Linked DNA regions of Homo sapiens: region 2 is linked to region 1. A link is an interaction called in ENCODE POLR2A ChIA-PET data of the cell type or tissue named here. Cell type or tissue: HepG2. All regions are shown on one strand.

Region 1 (2,500 bases):
TAGCTTAGCACCAATTATTAGGGCGAAATCTCAGACCCATCCCAGTTCTCGTTGGATAAAATAGATAATAAATATTAGTTCTGTTTCCAGGGTGAAAATTATGCTCAGGGAAGTAGTCCGAGTCACCTAAAATCACATAACTTATGAAATTTCTTCTCACCCTCATCCAGCATACATTGCCCCACCCATAGTTGCTTCTGTGGAACCAGAAAATAGTTTTGGTGAAAGTTGTGGAAAGTGGCTATTTGTCTTAGAAGCAGGTCCTGATACTAGGATGAGGCAAAACTGTCTCTCAAGGTGCAAAATGTATCCAGGCACTCAAACTCAGATGCTCAGCCTGCACTTACATGAGGCTGAGAACAAATGCCTCCTTAAATACTATGCCCTACGACATTATGCCAGGAGAAATAAAGCAGCCACAGAAGGACAAATACTGCATGATTCCATTTATATGAGGTATCTGAAACAGCCAAACTCATAGAGGCTGAGAGTAGAATGGTGGCTGTCAGGGGCTGAGGATTAGGGGAAAGAAGAGTTGTTGTTCAACAGATACAAAGTTTCAGTTACGCAAGATGAAAACTTCTAGAGATATGCCGTCCAACGTTGTGCCTATGATTAACAATATTGTATCATACACTTAAAAATTAAGAGGGTAGATCTCAGGTTAAGTGCTTTTACCACTACTATCAGACACACACACACACACACACACACACACACACACACACACAGGCTGACAGCCTCACTTAATCCTGGCCCTGCTTAGGAGTCTTCCAATCCAGTACTTTTTATGTCTTTAGATGGATTTCCTTCTCACCTACAAATATCCTTACGTTTTCCAACCCCACCATATCTGTCCTCAAAATCTGTAATTTGAAACAAATCTAAAACATATTCACCCAGTATAAAATAACTGCCAACCACTTAACACTATACTCCCAGCACTGTTCAATACTGAAAGTAAGCTTTTGCCAAAGAAGGAGCAGTAAGAGTAGAATCTCAAGGATTCTAACTAGAATTCTACGCTTCATGTGAAATACCTGAAAGAGAATTTATGGTTGGGAGGGACACTGATAAAATACTTTTATGACACATAAAAATCAGACCACTCCATATTACCAGATACCAATACCATGTTTATCCCTTAAATCTAGAATCCAATATATCAAGGTTATTAATAGCAAAAAGAATTTTTTAAAGAAATCTTAACAATTAATTTCAGAAGCAGAGATGACCTTATTTGTCCTTTTAAAAATGGATACAAGTGAAGGTTGAAAAGGCACTTCTATTCACAGTCATTCTCCCTTTGGTCCAGCCACGGGAAGAAATGAAAGGATTCTCCATCAGCCAGATGGTGTGAGCGAGAAGTCAAGTGAAGACAAACCTTCGATTCTCCCTCTGCCTGGAAGCTGCTGGCATCTCCGTCCAAGTGCTGAACAAATGGGACTTTGTGTGCTCTCATGAGCGATCTCTTTGATGTTCTGGCATCCCGATTGGCAGCTTTTCATATCTGGCCATCTTAGAGCAGGGGAGATTGAGAAACAGAGAGAGGAAGAACCAGGGAAAGAAGTCTGGCTCCAAGCCCAGTGGGTAAACATGCTGGCTGCCTTCTCACACAGATTACTTTTCAAAAATGAAAAGGGAGTGTCCAGCTTCGTTTGGAATAAAGATGAGGAAATGACTCTCAGCTGTCCACACACAACAAAACAACCAACCACTACAGAGTAGGGGAGCCTTCCATCCAAGGTAGACCAGATGGGATTTGTCTCCCAGACCCAGAATATATGTTCCCCTTCAAGAATGTTTATACTGATAGTATCCTGAGGTTGGGGACATTTTAATGAGATCCATAGTCCTTACTTTCTGCAAAGAATACACAGTCACAAACTTTCCTTCAGGACAAGAGCAGCTTTGCTTTCCTGAGTGCTTTCTAAATCTAATTATATAGATGGAGGCTGTGTGGCCTTTTGTTTTGAGTTCAGAATTATGGGTTTGAAAGTCTGAGGTCCAATTGTAGTTTTATACCTAACTTCTTGTGTGGCCCTTCACAAGCAATTATTTCCTGTCTTATTTTTCTGAACTGTTGATGGGATTAAGCTGGTAATAGTGGAGGGGGAAGGGGTTTATATCTAGTTTTAAATTCTTAGAATTGATTTCAAGACAACAAATTATCAAGCATCTACTCTCAACTTAGTAGTGGGCTAATAGAAAGAAGAAAAATATATAGAAGAAAACTATAGGGACTCTGTATTCAAGAACCTTGTAAATGACTTGACAAAACTTAAGTATCATACATAAGCAAGGCAGTATCCAGTCCAATATATATAATTGGATAACATTAGCTATAAATACTGTAATAATTAGAAAAAAATTAACACATTACTATTAGTGGGGTTATTTGGCATAGGTTTATAAAACAGAATAAATTTCAGATTAACTGTAAGAAGAAAGAAATAATGTATTGACTTGTAAAGAGGAGAGGCAGTCAAAAAAAATCATT
Region 2 (2,500 bases), 190 kb before region 1:
CAGGGTAGGCTTTTTTTTTCTAATTGCTTAAAGATATGAACCTTACCCTTAAGAAGGGGAAGTGGAATGAACCATATGAGTCAGTCAAAGATAGTCCACAGGAGGCCAGTCCGACCAAATCACATGTTAGACATACACTCTTGGAAACTGAAGAAAGCACGGAGAAAGCCATGACCTATTTTTTATTTTGTTGGAACTTGAAAGTTTTTTTTTAAATGAAAGTACTAAAGAACTCCAAAAATACATAGTAATGATAAAACAATCATATATCTATTATCAGGAAGCATAAAAATCATACAATAATCTAGTCCAGAGAGCATCATTACTTTGTCATCATTACTAAGTATTCCTTTTATAAGTAAATGTCAGTTCCTGCAACATTAGATAATTGTAGTTTAGAAATGAGTAATCTAATTTATTGGCCATGGCAGAGATTCAGCTCTTTGAAAAAGCATAGTCATTTTTAACCTTCTCATTGTTTATTGTTATGCATCTGACAATGGGATTTAATTTTTAGATATTTAAGCCTTTTCCTTATGCAACAATACCCCAAAGGCAGTCATTTCTGATGGTATTTGGAATCCCAAATCTTAATTCTTTTCCAGGAACAATGGAAATAAACAACCGATTTTAGGTGTTTCCCTATTTCCTTATTAAATAAAACCTTTTCACTTTGGCAGGCCTGCACTCTCTCTGTGAATGCTGGTTTATTTCCCCATTAATTGTCTTTCTAATTTTAATTAAACAGCCTTAAAGTGGCAGCAAAAGACACCTTTAATGTTTGTTAGTTCTGTTACTCTAGAAAGAAAAGAAGGTTTAATGTATTGCTTTAAATTCAACACACACACATACTTCTGATTGGGTAACACTAGGCTTTAAAGTACTTAAACCGAAAAGTAATTTCAAAATAAACATTCCTTTACTCTTTGGACTATTTGAAAATAAGCTGCCAGCATGACTGCCAAATGTCCCCTCTGAGTCTACATGTACATAAAAATATTTACCAAACCGTTGAGTCCACATCTCTATGAGGACAACATGCCATTTCTGATATGAGCTCTGGGGACTTAATGGCAGATATTTAGTTCTCAGCTGTCTTTAGCACATCCAATCCAATATAGTTGCGTATTACTTCTGTCTTTGGAGACAACCTAAATGATCTTACATTGTTAGAAATCTGTATCATTTAGATAAATAAATTTCAGATGTCACCTTTTTTCTTGGTGCCATTATGGTTATTTATAGTCCCAAATGAATTGTTGCAAATATACATTATAACTTTTATAATACATAAATTACAGTACATACATCTCTAAACTGGCTTGAGGTTAATTTTTAAATTGAATCTAGCAATGTGTGAATTTTCAAAATAGATTTAATGTTTTACATGAAAATTTGTTTAACTGCTAAGTTCATTTTTAATTCATTAGTGTGCTTGATATACTATCTTTAGAGGCAATTATTTTAACGACAAATTACATTAAATCAACAAATAATTTTTTTAAGCATCAGGGATTTCCTCTTTAACACTTTTATTGATTTATAATTAAGCCTATCAAAAAGACATTTGTTAAATGAGACTACAAGAACTCACAGATCCCATTTCTGAGTATAACATATTCATTTCATATTGACCTGCTTTCTTGTTCTCAAAAATTGTTTTTGCCCAACTTTGCTTAGAGGATTGCTTTTTATCACAAGCTATACTTAGGCTGTCATATTGAAAGAATATTTTAAATGCCACATTTAAAGTGACAAAGTTGGCAAGCCCAGAAAGAAACAATAGTGCTAAGAGCAAACAGATGTCTGTATCTGGGTGAGAGCTTTTCTCTCTAGAGGCAAATAAAATAGATAATAACCCTAAGTTGCCAGAATTTGACATGGTGAGCCAAAACCTATCAGGAGACAGTGAAATTAATTTATACAAGTCAGAAAGTAGTTTTTGAATGTATGGCAAACGCTTTGGTTTTGACTTTAAATGCCTATTCTGATCACTTTCAGATTGTTTCTGGCACACTCTAGATAGAAATTGTTCCAGCTAATCAGACCATTAGCAACTGGGTCAACCTTCTGAATCATACATCTTTGGAACTGCTTGTATTCATTTAGTTTGTCACATGCATTCTGTTTGTGATTTATTGAGCATTTTTTTGGTAAGAGCTCGATAGTTTTTAAGAGGCACTGTGTCATTTCTCAAAAGAATTATACTTCATGAGCACTAGCACAAGCTTCCCCAATTATGTGCTTTTAGCATATCCCCAAATTGGACTCTGACTGCATTTTTTTTTTCAGCAAAAGTACATACTTCATTTTTTTTTTTTTTTTTTTTTTTTTAGACGGAGTATCCCTCTATTGCCCAGGCTGGAGTGTAGTGGCTCAATCTTGGCTCACTGCAACCTCTACCTCCTGGGTTCAAGCGCTTCTCCTGCCTCAGCCTTCCTAGTAGCTGGGACTACAGGCACATGTCACCATGTCCAACTAGTTGTTTTTTGTTTTTTTG

What was found. Peaks named below come from ENCODE experiments on the same cell type or tissue, not always from the same donor. Only the 100,000 strongest peaks of a DNase experiment are listed, where the experiment ranks them.
Region 2: POLR2A ChIA-PET joins it to region 1 with 5 read pairs; 2 of 35 experiments call an interaction of 5 or more read pairs at or near these places.

What each region holds. Positions count from the first base shown.
Region 1 is chr7:16,989,163-16,991,662 of GRCh38, reverse strand. LOC105375170 (a long non-coding RNA gene) reads right to left here and starts at 1,445. Exons shown (of 3, transcript XR_927067.3): 1 at 1,236-1,445. LOC124901595 (a long non-coding RNA gene) reads left to right here. Exons shown (of 4, transcript XR_007060239.1): 4 at 1,316-1,396. In HepG2, no CTCF peak of the experiment used is centred here; DNase peaks (open chromatin) are centred at 522 and 1,512; H3K4me3 peaks cover 586 bases.
Region 2 is chr7:17,183,442-17,185,941 of GRCh38, reverse strand. All of the region lies in intron 1 of LOC107986772 (a long non-coding RNA gene), which reads right to left. The region is part of intron 6 of LOC101927609 (a long non-coding RNA gene); the gene reads left to right. Among named protein-coding and RNA genes, the nearest start is that of AHR, 110 kb to the left of the region's middle. RefSeq lists an enhancer at 1-20. In HepG2, no CTCF peak of the experiment used is centred here; a DNase peak (open chromatin) is centred at 961.